2 separate regions of the Homo sapiens genome follow, and region 1 is linked to region 2. A link is an interaction called in ENCODE POLR2A ChIA-PET data of the cell type or tissue named here. Cell type or tissue: PC-9. All regions are shown on one strand. Each heading gives the region's core, and the rest is flanking DNA. Links, peaks and the distances in the headings are about the cores only.

Evidence for each region. Peaks named below come from ENCODE experiments on the same cell type or tissue, not always from the same donor. Only the 100,000 strongest peaks of a DNase experiment are listed, where the experiment ranks them.
Region 1: POLR2A ChIA-PET joins it to region 2 with 6 read pairs; 2 of 35 experiments call an interaction of 5 or more read pairs at or near these places.

Annotation. Positions count from the first base shown.
Region 1 is chr6:7,084,703-7,089,702 of GRCh38, reverse strand. No RefSeq gene overlaps it. Among named protein-coding and RNA genes, the nearest start is that of RREB1, 21 kb to the left of the region's middle. RefSeq lists a silencer at 1,704-1,773 and an enhancer at 3,551-3,640. In PC-9, for the core only: no CTCF peak of the experiment used is centred there; no DNase peak of the experiment used is centred there.
Region 2 is chr6:6,708,359-6,716,717 of GRCh38, reverse strand. LOC101928004 (a long non-coding RNA gene) reads left to right here. Exons shown (of 5, transcript NR_187687.1): 3 at 4,860-5,021; 4 at 5,737-5,846. It overlaps LOC101928047 (a long non-coding RNA gene), which reads right to left and starts at 7,341. Exons shown (of 6, transcript XR_001743949.2): 1 at 7,121-7,341; 2 at 5,651-5,732; 3 at 2,844-3,007. RefSeq lists enhancers at 3,648-3,797, 4,565-4,624, 3,965-4,754. In PC-9, for the core only: CTCF peaks have their summits at 3,832 and 4,031 (motif pointing left); a DNase peak (open chromatin) is centred at 3,987; H3K4me3 peaks cover 487 bases; H3K27ac peaks cover 2,381 bases.

The DNA of each region.
Region 1 (5,000 bases), core at 1-5,000, 370 kb before region 2:
AAAAAGTATCAATTTCAAGCTATGTCAATATTATACTTAATGGTAAAAAGCTAGAGGCATTCCTTTTAAAATCAGAATAAAACTCCCCTGGAATGAATATGTTCACATAATTGTAGAGTATTGTCCCACAAGTTTTTCTGGTGAATACAATATGACATGAAATGGATGTGAGAGATTTAAATATTGGAAAGAAAAAGTTAATATTATCATTAATTACAGATTATATCATTGTGTAACCAGAAAATTCAAGGAAATTAATGGAAATTATTTAAAGAGAAATCTAACTGTAGTAGCCATTATTTATTGAATTCCTGTATGTAAAACACCATACTAAAGTTTTCTCAGTGTCATGCATCTGGTAAGTGGCAGAGCTGGGATTCAAACCCAAGTCTGACTGACTACAAAGACTGTGTTCTTTTGAATATCTTATTGCTTTGCTCTGTAAAGTGGACAGTTACAACACATACTCACAGACACAAACACACACACACTCCTATAGGAAGGCAATAACCATTACAAAAATACAATTTTAACACCTCATTCACAAAGCAACAAATTCAGGAAGGTTTGTCTACAACGAATAAATGAAAAACAACAAACCTAGACCTACATATAAGAAGAGAGATGAAGGAAGATTTAGATAGAAAGACCAAAAGTTTATTTTTAAGAAGTTCATTCTACATTAATTTATATCTTAAATGCAACTCCAATCAAAACCCTAACTGGATAAAATATTGTACAGGGAGAAATATAACAAAAATAATTCCCAAGTACATCTGAGGAAAACAAGCAGATGAGAATAGCAAATAAAATTTTCCTGAAGAACTATAGAAAGGAGTATTAGATATTAATACTCTTATAAATCTATAATAAAAGAGTATGGGAGCATGCAAGAAAAGCCAAATGAGACCCCACCTCACACCTATCAGGTGCCTATTATAAAAAAAAAAAAAAAAAGAAAATAGCAAGTGTTGGCAAGGCTCTAGAGAAATATAAACCTTTAAACACTGCTGGTGGGATTGTAACATGCTGTAGACTTTATGGAAAGTATGGCAGGTCTTCAAAAATTAAAAATAGAATTGCCATATGATTCAGCAATTCCACTTCTAGATATATACCCCAAAGAACTGAAAGCAGGGACTTGAAGAGACATCTGTACACCCATGTTCGTAGCAGCACTATTCACAATAGCCAAAAGGCAGAGAAGCAACTGAAGTGTCCATCAACAGATGAATGGATGAACAAAAAATGTGACCTATCCATACAATACAATATTATTCAGCCCTAAAAAGAAAGGAAATTCTGACACATGCTACAAGTGGATGAACCTTGAAGACGTTAGCTCAGTGAAATAAGCCAGTCACAAGAGGAAAAACATTGTGTGATTCCACTTATATGATGTACCCAGAGCACTCCAATTTAACAAGACAGGAAGTAGAATGGCAGCTGCCAGGGGCTGGGGGTGGGGAATGGGGAGTTTGTGTTTAATGGGTACAGAGTTTCAGTTTGGGAAGATGAGAAAGTTCTGGAAATGGGTGGTGATGATGGTTGTATCACACTGTGCATATATATACTTAATGCCACTGAACTGTATACTTAAAAATTGTTAAGATGCTCAATTTGTATGTAATTTATATTTTACCACACTTTTTTAAAAATTGCCACATGACTGCTGAAGGCACCAGTCACATCTAGTATTTCGTTCAAAGATGCACCTTGCACTCAGAGCATCCCAGTGATACAGCACACAGCTGTGGCTGGGCAAATGGGATGTCCACAGTACCGTAGCCAGTTCTACATACCTAGCTGAGAGCAGGGTGATACCTGCTTCTCAGGCTTCTTCTCATGACTCAAACCAAAGACCACGGGACGCCACAGGAAACCGAATGCTGGAACCATAAAACAACGCAGAGCAATTTCTTTATTGCCATCTCCTCAGCTTAGAACTTTTCACAGAAGTAATTTATGAAGGGCAAAGTTCTCAGCCCATGGAACTCCAGGGGTTTGGCTTATCTGGTGCATAGAGAGTTCTTTCCTGTTTCACAGAGAACACTGGAGGAGCTTTTCTGTGGAGCTGTGAAGGATGACACCATGTCATAAATGAAAGGTGAAAATGAGTACGCCTGAGACGTCTGCCCTGAGTACTTGCTTCAACAGTCTAAGCTCCAGTTTCAGGGATTATTTTGAGAACTTAATTTAGCTGTAGTCAAACATGCCCATTTGTAAGGGGCCTAAATAAGTCACCTGTCTTTAAGCCCAAGGTCTGAAGCACCATTCAGCTCCTCCAGCATTGTTTGCAATACAAAGATACAAGCACACTTTTCTTTTTAAAATCTGGTCCAATGGCTCTCTGAAGCTGCCTTTAGTCTTCTAAAGGCTCTTTGGCCACCTACTGGATTTTTTCAGTGCCAGAGCTGGGCAGAAAAAGAGCAACTTACTGCCCTTGTTCAAAGGAAAGCGAGAAGAGTTGCAGACTGGAAGCTAGACAGACTTTGTTATTCAGTACCCTCAGGGATTTGCAAGAGAATACCTCAGACACAGTCTGTCACTACCCTTCTCTCCAGGAAAAGCCAATTATTTCTCCAACCTAAGGAGTCCGGCACGAATGGAAAAGCTTCTATGACATCTTTATTGTGGGCAAAAGGAGGGAAAAAGAAAAGTGACAAAATTAAAGTATTTTGCTTATTTTTTGTAAGTTACCAGAGGAAAGATGTTTAAATGACTTGCCAGTTTTTTTCCCCCCTCATATTTAAAAAAGGATTATCAGCTACTTTCACTTTCTAATGAACAGTTCTAGTCTTCTAAAGGAATTCTGTGTGGGACATTTAATTTAAACTGAAATCATTCTGATTAATAAAAAGAGGTGGAAACCTCCTGTTCTTTTTTTTTTTTTTGTATCGAACACGTGAATTCTGTTAGATGTGGCCCTTGAGATCAGAGAGCGAAGCTAGAAAAAAATGGAAGTTACGACTCATTCAGGAAGAACACACTGAAAGTGAAAGATTCATTAAGAATGCGTCTTTAATTCTCAGATAGTGCAGGGGAAGAGGAGCAGGCGCACAGATGGAAGCTGAGGAAGGCTGGGCTGACGGGGTCGCTGTGGGTGCAGCCAGGGTGTAGGGTGTGCTGGAAACTCATCAGAGTCATTTGAGCAACCTCGGTCATGGTTGTGGACATCAGGCTTCCAAAACTACAATTTTTCAAAATCAGATCAGAGTCTGAGAGGTGCTGGTAGTTAGGGACTGTGCCTTAGGTACTGACCCTGAAAGGTGGTGCTGCCTTGAAGGAGGCCTGGTGAGGTGACTTCAAAATGCATACCGGCCAGCGGGGGAAGGACCCAGAGCCCACCTATTAAATGAGTCTAACAGTCATTTAATAAATTGGGAAATTGGGATTCTGAAAGCTGATGTGTGACTTGCTGAAAGTCCAAAGCTACTCAGAGCAGCAAAGCTAAGCAGAGCTGAGACTTAGATTCAGACCTCCTGACCCCAAGAATTGAGAGTTCAGCAGTCTTCTATGTGAAACTCAAAAGCATCCACTGATGCTAGCATCTGTCAGAGAGAGGCAGGACAAGGCCAAGGCCACATGGCTGTGAGCTAGCATCACCAGCCTCTGCTCTGTCATCAGGAGGCATGGCATTGGTACAGATCCCTGGAACCCTGCCAAGTGCTCCAGGCTTTGAGGGCAGCCTCTTCAGCAGTGAAAGAAATCAGGGAAAGACAGGAAAGCCCCTCCAAGGTCAGCGGGCTAGGATGCAAACCACCCAGATGGCCCCCCAGGCTTGCATATCCCTTGGGGCTTTTCATCCGCCTTGGGTCTTTCTAGGTGTTCTGGCATCTCAAGTTGCTTGAAGCATTGCTTTTATTTACCTCTCTGTTGTCTTTCCTTTCTGTCTTCCAAGCAGCTAAGGATACCCCTTGTAGACCTGGTCTCCTCCAGTTTCCTTAACCCATTCTATTTTTTTTTTTTCTTTTTTTGAGATGGAGTTTCGCTCTTGTTGCCCAGGCTGGAGTGCAGTGGTGTGATCTCGGCTCACTGAAACCTCCGCCTCCCAGGTTCAAGCGATTCCTGCCTCAGCCTCCCAAGTAGCTGGGATTACAGGCATGTGCCACCACGCCCGGCTAATTTTGTATTTTTAGTAGAGACGGGGTTTCTCCCTGTTGTTCAGGCTGGTCTCGAACTCCTGACCTCAGATGACCTGCCCTCCTTGGCCTCCCAAAGTGCTGGGATTACAGGCGTGGGCCACGGCGCCCGGCCCTCCTTAACCCATTTATAGTGAATTTCAGAGCAACAAAACATTGCATTTTCAATAAATCTGGATTATGAAGTTGGAAACAAATAAAAGTTGACATGTGCTGAGAGCCCTGACTCAATTTTGAGTCAAGTGGTTTGCCCAAGGGACCTCATTTAACCCTTGCAATTGCCCTTTGAGGCAGATAGTCTGCCCCCATTGACAGAAAAGAGATTCAGAGAGGTTAAATCACCCAAGGTCCTAGAATGAACCAATCCTAAGTCCCCATGTGGACAGTGAAATGATGCGGTACCATTTGCCAACACCCAGAAATCACAACAGTGAGGGGTCCCTCTACCGACTTAGTCCCTACTTGAAATAGTGATTTTAATTTTCTTAAAAGGTGTTGTGGTTAAAACAGACCAACAAATCGAACTTGATTTGTTCAGACAGCTCTGAACCCCACCCTCCCTGTGGGCCGCACCTTAAGGATGGGAAGAAGAGGGCTGCTGGAACGCCAGGCTGGACATGAGAAGCTGCTGAAGTGCCATTCCTCTTTTTCCTAAATGCACACCAAGACACTAGATTTGCGAAAGGCGGAGAAAGGTTCTTACTTAAACTACAGTGATAAGGAGCACCTTGGGATAAACTGGAGAAATGGCTCTAAGCACAGAGCTGTTGTTTTTCTGCCTGCCCCTCCAACATACAAAGATGTCACCAAGCTAACAGGACAAAAGTTAAAGAGGGGATGATCCACTGGAAAAGAGAT
Region 2 (8,359 bases), core at 1,893-6,892:
AGATGCCTGCTGCCACCATGCCCAGCTAATTTTTGTATTTAAGTAGAGATGGGGTTTCATCATGTTGGTCAGGCTGGTCTCAAACTCCTGACCTCAAGTGATCTGCCCTCCTTGGCCTCCCAAAGTGCTGGGATTACAGGCGTGAGCCACTGTACCCGGCAGGAACAGTTTTCTGAATGTCCATTTGAATGTTTATTCTCATCAGTCAATGAAAAGTACGTTGCAGTGACTAGAAGTCACAGCTTAGAATACAGTGACCAACTGTGTTTTCTTGGTCTCCCTAGGAGCCCTTTTCCTCTACGGTAGGTATGTAGATATGGAACTTGAAATTTTTGAAGAAACTTGCAGAATGAGTGAATGAATTTTACATAACAGATATAAACTAGTCTGTCTTCGTTTCAGTGTTAAATCACAAAGTTCTTTTTTAAAGTTATATATATATATATATATATATTTTTTTTTTTTTTTTTTGAGACGGAGTCTCGCTCTGTCGCCCAGGCTGGAGTGCAGTGGCGGGATCTCGGCTCACTGCAAGCTCCGCCTCCCGGGTTCACGCCATTCTCCTGCCTCAGCCTCCCAAGTAGCTGGGACTACAGGCGCCCGCCACTACGCCCGGCTAATTTTTTGTATTTTTAGTAGAGACGGGGTTTCACCGTTTTAGCCGGGATGGTCTCGATCTCCTGACCTCGTGATCCGCCCGCCTCGGCCTCCCAAAGTGCTGGGATTACAGGTGTGAGCCACCGTGCCCGGCCTAAAGTTATATTTTTAAAATTTTATTGATATGTAACAGTTGTACATATTTTGGAGGTATACATGGTATTTTGATGCCTCTATACAATATGCAATGGTCAATCAGGATAATTGGGATATCCATCATCTCAAACATTTCTTTCCTTTCTGTTGGGAACATTGCAATTCTTCTCTTCTAGCCACCTTGAAATATACAATAAATTGTATAAATCACCTCGTTATTTCACTGTTGCTCTTCCCCGACCCTTGGCCTGCCTCCTTTCTGTTCTCACCTCCAGCCCCCTTCTGCATTCCTGCATTTGTTTGTGAATGGCTTGACTCCAGGATGGAAGTGTACTGATAGCTCCCTGGAAGCCTTCCACCCCAGCCATGGGGCCTGGTCCTGGGGGGGTCCCTATAATAAATTTATTTTGTGTCTTGCGCCCCAGGGGAACTTTAGACCTCACTTCTGGAATCTGTGAGCTTTGGGATCTCCTGGAGCCTGTCCATTCACCACAGAGAGAGGGGTCCTTTGCACATTTCTGAAGGGATCAGGAAGCCTTCAGCCCATCCCAAACAGACTCCATACCCGTGGCATAAAGTGGTTATGCTTGCTGGTTGGCAAAGCATAGGCCACCGCATATTCACTCCGTTTGTGTTTTATCTGGGCCTGTTGCTCATTGTTGCCCACCTCATGCGTTTCACTGCTCATTCACTCCATAGAGGTTGAGTAAGCAGAATTCAAACTAGCTGCATTCATTTTGTCATCCGCTTGTGTTAAGGAGACAGAGTTGCAGCTGTTGGAGAATGAGGTTCAGGAGCAGCCCTGTGGCTCTAATGCGTGGCTCCTACCCTAGCCCTGTCTGTGTCATCATGGGCCGACTGCTGGAATCTTGGCCTGTAAAGATGAACAGATGTCAAAGGCCAAGTGACGCCTGGGAATTCCCAGTCCTCTGACCCATGGGTGCAGCCTGGCCTGCCTGCCTCCATGGTCCCTATTTTTTTTTTTTTTTTTTTTTTTTTAAAGACTATCAGCAAGAGACTGTTCTCTAAGTCCACTGGGTGTGCTGGGTGCTGTCTCACTGAGATCCAGAACAACAGTCCTGATTTTCAGAAGTGGAAATCCTTAAAGCTGAAAATGAGAGCCTTGTTCTGCAGAAGAGGAAGAGTACCTTCCGTGTCGCTTGGAGCTGGCCTAATCCACTTAATGCCTTTCAGCTTGGTCATATGGAGGGACTAGCCACAAAGTTAGGGCTACAGCCCCAGCCCCGGGTCCCAGGCAGCTGCCCAGTGTGCTCATGCAGTTAGAATGTTCAGAGAGTAGGACACTGGGCCAAGCACATGGACTATTCTGTCCACCGACCAGCACAGATTAAACCCTTTGTAGACTCCGAGAGCTGTGCTTCTCAGGGAATTAAAGGATAGCTTTTGAAAACTATTTTTCTTTCCTCTTTCTCTCATTTTATTTACTTGAAACAGTATACACAATGTCCTTTTTAAATGAGGTGAAGCCCAGAATCTAGGGATCTGTTTTAAAGTGCAGTGAGGTTTTCCAGATCACTCATGAGGACTCTGCTTAATCTTGCCAGTCTCCTGGCTCTCATTAGAACACAGGCCTGCCTGTAGAAGGGACCCCCAGCATCTCTGCAGCAGCTGGGGAGGGCCATGAAGTGAGATGGAGATGACGCTTCCCTGCTGCTGCGCAGCTGTTTGCTCACCACCTCCCCTTGCAGGCAGCTCCCCGCGGCTGGACTGGGGATGTGCCACTACACAACATGGCCTTGTGCTGCGGACGGATGCTAGGAGCCACCAGGCCTGTAATGCAAGTGCTACGATTAACAGGAGCAAGTGTTCACTTTGCATTCAGGCCCTGGGTTTTTTTTGTTTTGTTTTTGAGACGGCGTCAGGCTGGAGTGCAGTGGTGCGATCACGGCTCCCTGCAGCCCCGGCCTCCTGGACTCAAGTGACCCTCCCACCTTAGCCTCCTGAGTAACTGAGACTGCAGCCACGCACCACCATACTCAGCTAATTTTAATTTTACTTTTTAGTAGAGACGGGGTCTTGCTGTGTTGGCCAGGCTGGCAGGCCCCGGTTTTGCAGTTGTATTTGCTGACCTGGCACATCGCTTCTGCTGAATCGTAATGAAAACATTCTTGAACAGGGATGAGTCACAGATGCTTTCATGAAACCCATTTGAGAGCACTGTTGGCCCATGTCCTCCGTGGATGCAGCACTCTTCCCATGGGCGCACGATGGTCATTTACTCCTGGAAAAGGACCTGAGGAAGTAAATGTCTCATCTCACTTTTTCTGCCCCATCTCTGGCTCTACTGCTTTTGTTTTTATCTTGAGACAATACCACACTCTGCTGGAGTTCCTTGGGGAGTCATTTTTAGCGGGGGGGGGGGGGTGGGATATGAGGACACTGGCACGAGGAAAACCTGCTCTAACTGCATTAGTTTTTCTAGACTTTTTTCTATTGTGGATTAAGAAGTTGGAAATGCAGAAACTCTTGGGAAGACAGGCCATGTGCTTTCACGGTACACAAATGGATCTTAAAAACATCCACCCTCCAGCTCATCTGTTGGAGAACCGTGAAGACAAACAGCACTATAAAAAGCATCCTATGCAGCAACTCCGCTTGATGCTGCAGCTGCCAGCGACCCCTCTCTGGAAGGGCGGCTGCTGAGTGCTGGCATTTGCTGAGGTTACTGAGAGCCATTACTGTTCGCTTTTGCACGCCTCACAGCACCTCCCAAAAAGAAAGTACTCAGATGCTAACGTTTGGCCTCTCCTCCTTCCCTGGCCGTTTCCAGGCCTCTGCTGTGCGTGTTGTCTTACTTCCCTTTAGAACCGAGCTGGTGCTTGTTTGGGCAGCACAGGAAGTGTGGGGCACCCAGATGCCTAAGCACCAGACAGAGGTGGCTGGATGGAGGAGGTGTCCCCTCTGCCATCCTACCCTGCTGCCTTTGTCTCCCTGGTCTCTTTTCTGGGCACTTGGCGCATTCTGCAACAGACGTCCACACACAGGGCTAAGTTCAGGTCCTCAGGGCACTGCTTGGTAGGGTAGGTGCAGTAAGGCTGAGGTCCCTGGATACAGAAGCCTCCCCAAGGCTCTCCTCAGCTCCTGGCGGAGCCCATTCTCTGCTCTGTCCAGGGCTTGTCGAGGGCGTCTCCCGACTTCTTTGGGAAAGCAGTTTGTTTGCCTTTCTCTTTCAACACTCGCCCATTTATCACAAACCCACAAGAGTTCAGACAGCCACGTAGCTCCTGCCTGGTCAGGACACATGGGGAATGGAAGAATTATGACATCAGTGCCCCCAAGAGGTGGTGCAAGTTGAAAACATAATCGGACGCAAAAACAGGTCTAGATTGATTCATACGTGACTAATGCCTGAACATTTTCAGAGGGACCCAGGAATTCCTTCCATCCAAGCCTCTGCTGTGTGCAGAGGGAACAGTAAGGCAGCAGTAGGTCGTTCCTGGTGCTCAGGGAGCTCACAGTCCAGGAACGAGGCGAGCTGCCTGCCCATGCGTCTGGCAGGAGTGGTACCCTGCTGGTGGCTGGGCACCCAGAATGAAGCAGACCCTTTCATGCACCCTGCTCCCAGGCCTTTCTTAGCAGGGGCTGAACACAGAGTTGCACAAATCAGATTCCAGTCTTCAACAGTAATGTGTGTGCTCACCGAACAACTCCTGTGGGGCTGAGCCCACATGTATTAACAGGGTGAAGATTTGTGGGGGAAATCTTCCCTCCCTCACCTGTCTCTCACATTCTGTGCCTCCTGGAGACCATTCAGAATCTCTCTCAGCCCAGCCTCCTGCCGTGTGGCTCTTTCCCCCTCCCCTCTGTCAACCTCAAACCACATTTCCCCTGTATCCCTCAGCCCCGTAGACATCGTCTTCACTTCTTCCTTTTTTCAGTAGGTCTCGGTTCCCTTGCGAGTTCTTTCTCACCCCTCCCCCATCAGCTCGTGGAAGCTTGGAGTGTGGAGCACAGCAAACCAAGGGGCCTCCTTTGGGACCCTGTGACAGTGCAGGGCTGCACCTGAGCCCTGTGCCTCTGGACAACAGCCAAGGGCAATTGCCCACACTTGTATGTCAGATGTCTCCCACCCTTTTGTGTTCCAGGAAATGACTTACTGCAAAGAACCACTCTTCCCCACGAGACTTCGAGAAGACCCGCTGTCACGGACTGAGTTGTGTCCTCTTAAAATTCAGATGTTGGAGTCCAAACCCCCAGTAACTCAGAGTGTGAACGTATTTGAAGAGGTCTTTAAAGAGGTGATGAAGGTAAAATGAAGTCACTAGGGTGGGCCCTAATCCAACCTGACAGGTGTCCTCATAAGTAGAGGAGATGAGGACACAGACACATGGAGGAAAGACCATGTGGGGACACAGGGAGAAGATGGCTGAGGGGAGAGGCCAGAGGAGAAACCAGCCCTGTCCATGTGTTGACCTGGGACTTCCAGCCTCCAGCATGGTGAGACGATGCATCTCTGGTTAAGCCCCATCTGTGCAGTACTTTGTTATGGCAGCCCTACTAGCACACCAGTAGGTCCATTCATAAATGCCGTATACTCGTTCTTGTGATTTCCGTAACAGTCATGGGTGACTGCCTTGTTTCCTGTGATAAGGACACAGAGACCCTCCAAATTACCATTCTTTGTTTCTTAAATGATTAGCTGAACTATTTGTCCCTCCAAACAAGCTAGAAACAGCTAGATACTCCTTGTCCAGCTGATTGACAGATGCCTCCTGATGACATAAACATGCCAACTGTAAAATCACCCCCACCTGGAACTGGTTCACTCCTCCCTATAAAAGTCTAGACAAAACCAACTGCCAGGACACTCAGGTTTTGGGATCTGGGTGCTCTCCCGACTATAATATAATAACCTGAATAAAGTCAGTTTGCTTACCGGCTTAGGTCTTTGTCTCTGACAATTTGCCTCTGTGACGTGGATGGGACTGGAAGTCCATTTGGAGCCCTGTCTTCTCCACCTAGGGAGAGAGACCCCATGAGCTCGTCAAGCTCCTTCTGTGACTGATCAGAGATCCCACCGTGAGTCCAGCTCCTGGTCCCATGCTCTGGATATATCGGTCCCTGGCAGCGTGGTAAGGATTTGATTTTGATTATTTGCTTGAGTGCCCTTCTGGCTTTGTTTCGTAGTTGGCTTCTGTTTAACCTTGGTGCTATGCGAAATTCTCAATCCACTTCTCACCCTGCCCTTTAAAAATCCCTTCCGATGATACGTATTCCACTGTGATGAGAATTCAGTTCATTATCCCAAAAAATGGCAAGATTTCCCTGAGGACAACTTGGAACTGCAAGTTGATCCCTCTGAGGCACCTGGAATCTCCCTGTGTCCATCTACAGATCCCCCTCAAGATCTGTTCTCTTCAAAGGTCAGCTTATTTTGCTTGGTCCAAGGAGGCTGAAACATGAGAAAATGTCTCCAATCTACTTCAAACTGAGCAGTCCCTTAAGCACGTCTCTCACTACCAATCTCTCCTCCCACTCCTCCACCCTTAACAAAACCTCTCAACCCTTTCTCCCCCTGCCCCACCCCTCTATGGGCCCTGCTCTGATGCTTTCCCCCCTACCCAGTATTCCTCCTTAGTCTGAGGGACTTTTTTCCTCCTTTAGCCCCTGCTCCCCAATCTTCCCTGCTCCTACTTCCCTACCTCATCCTGATGTATTGGTGCTTCCCCATCATGATAGAAGGCCCATGACCCGAGGGCCGAATTGAATAAGGACTCACTCAGGTCCATATGCAGTTGTGAAGGGCTTTTCAGACAGACCAGGGAAGAGTTTACTAATCCATTTGGTTTTGTCCTTGGGGCGTATTCTCCTGGGTTCCCTGAACTTTATCAATTTTTGCAGCTGTTAATGGGTACCAGAGATGCCACCTTATGGTTTGAAAAGCCACACGGGCTACTCTTCATGAGGACTTCCAAGGAAATCAGAACACCCTGATACAGGCCAGAACTATAGGGGAGAGACTTTAGAATCCATTCCCACTGTGGCTCCTGGAAAACTGATTGGTCAAAGATAAAAGACGGCAGACAACACAGAGATGAATGTGCCTCTCAATATAGACATAGATTAGAAAATGTTAGGAAGGACATTTTCAGAGAGTCAGTTGCGAGAGTTGCTAAAGCTCTACAAAGTATATGATCTGATCTTATATTTGATGACTGAGCCACTTTTGCTTTTATTAATTATGTTAATGGCTTCTGATCAGAAATCAAAGATATTACCCCAAAGCCAATGTAAGTAGGCAGAACGCTTCTCTCTCTGAAAGTGTTACACTAGCCCAACACCCTGAAGAATCCATGAGAGAAAAGGCCAAATCAACACAGTGCAAACTGACGGCTGCACAACTTACCAGAAGGAAGCAAACCAGGCCAATCTGCTTACTCCAAACCCCCACTTGCTAGGCACACATGCAGATACAAATAAAAAGAATGCTGGCTTGGGATTGGCTGGCTTTAAAACAAAAGAGAGCAAGGGTTTAAAAATCCATCTTTTAACGACTTTCTTGGAGGGGTATGTTCCCCTTTGTGTCCACACTAACTCAGGAGAGAATCTTCCCCATCAATGGACACTCCCCTCCCTTCCTAATGGACCCCGAGCAACACATCTCACCATGAACACCTCTTGCCACACTCCCTAAGAGCACACAAGCCATGCCTGTTGGTGGGACTTGATAAGCATCCATGTGCTGCCTTTAACAGAACCTTCTGTCTTACTAGGACCCTCCCCACCCAGCACAGCTTCTTAGTTCCACTACCCAGTAAACCTTCTGGAAAGAGTTACTTTCCAACTGGACTGTCAGTAGTTTTGCTCCCCGAGGGCCTCACACTTGAGGTCCTTGGGTTCCCAGCCTTGCATCTTTGCCCTTTCATGGCTCTTATTGACCATCACACTTTTCTTGTTTCTGTCAAAATCCCTGATCCCCCTTTAAAACCTCAAGCACAAACTATGCTAACTAAAATACCCGACTGCCTTTGAGCTGGTCACTCAACTGACGCAGGCCAAATCAAGAAGGCCAAACCTCTCAACGTAGAAATAGAACCTTCCATGCTACTCTCAAGTATAATATCCTCAAGACAAGAATTCTCCAAGATCTTCAACTTATAATTCAAGGTGTCCTTCACAAAGCTCTTCTAGTCTCCATGTCTGGTTCCTGTGATACTCCCATCCTCTCAGTAAAGAGGCTCAATGGGATACCAACTAGTCCAAAGCTCACAAGCAATTATTCAAATAGACAATACCAGGCTTTCTCTAAGGACCCCAACACCATTCTGGCTTCTCTCCACCCAACACTATTCATCTCACAGTCATCAACTTATGTTCTGCTAAAAAAATTTTTTTTTTTTTTTGAGATGGAGTCTTGCTCTGTTGCCCAGGCTGGAGTGCAGTGGCATGATCTTGGCTCACTGCAACCTCCACCTCCCAGGTTCAAGCAACTTTCCTGCCTCAGCCTCCTGAGTAGCTGGGATTACAGGCACATACCACCACAGCAGGCTAGGTTGTTTTTTTTTTTTTTTTTTTTTTTTATTTTTAGTAGAGATGGGGTTTCACCTTGTTGGCTGGGCTGGTCTCAAACTCCTGACCTCAGGTG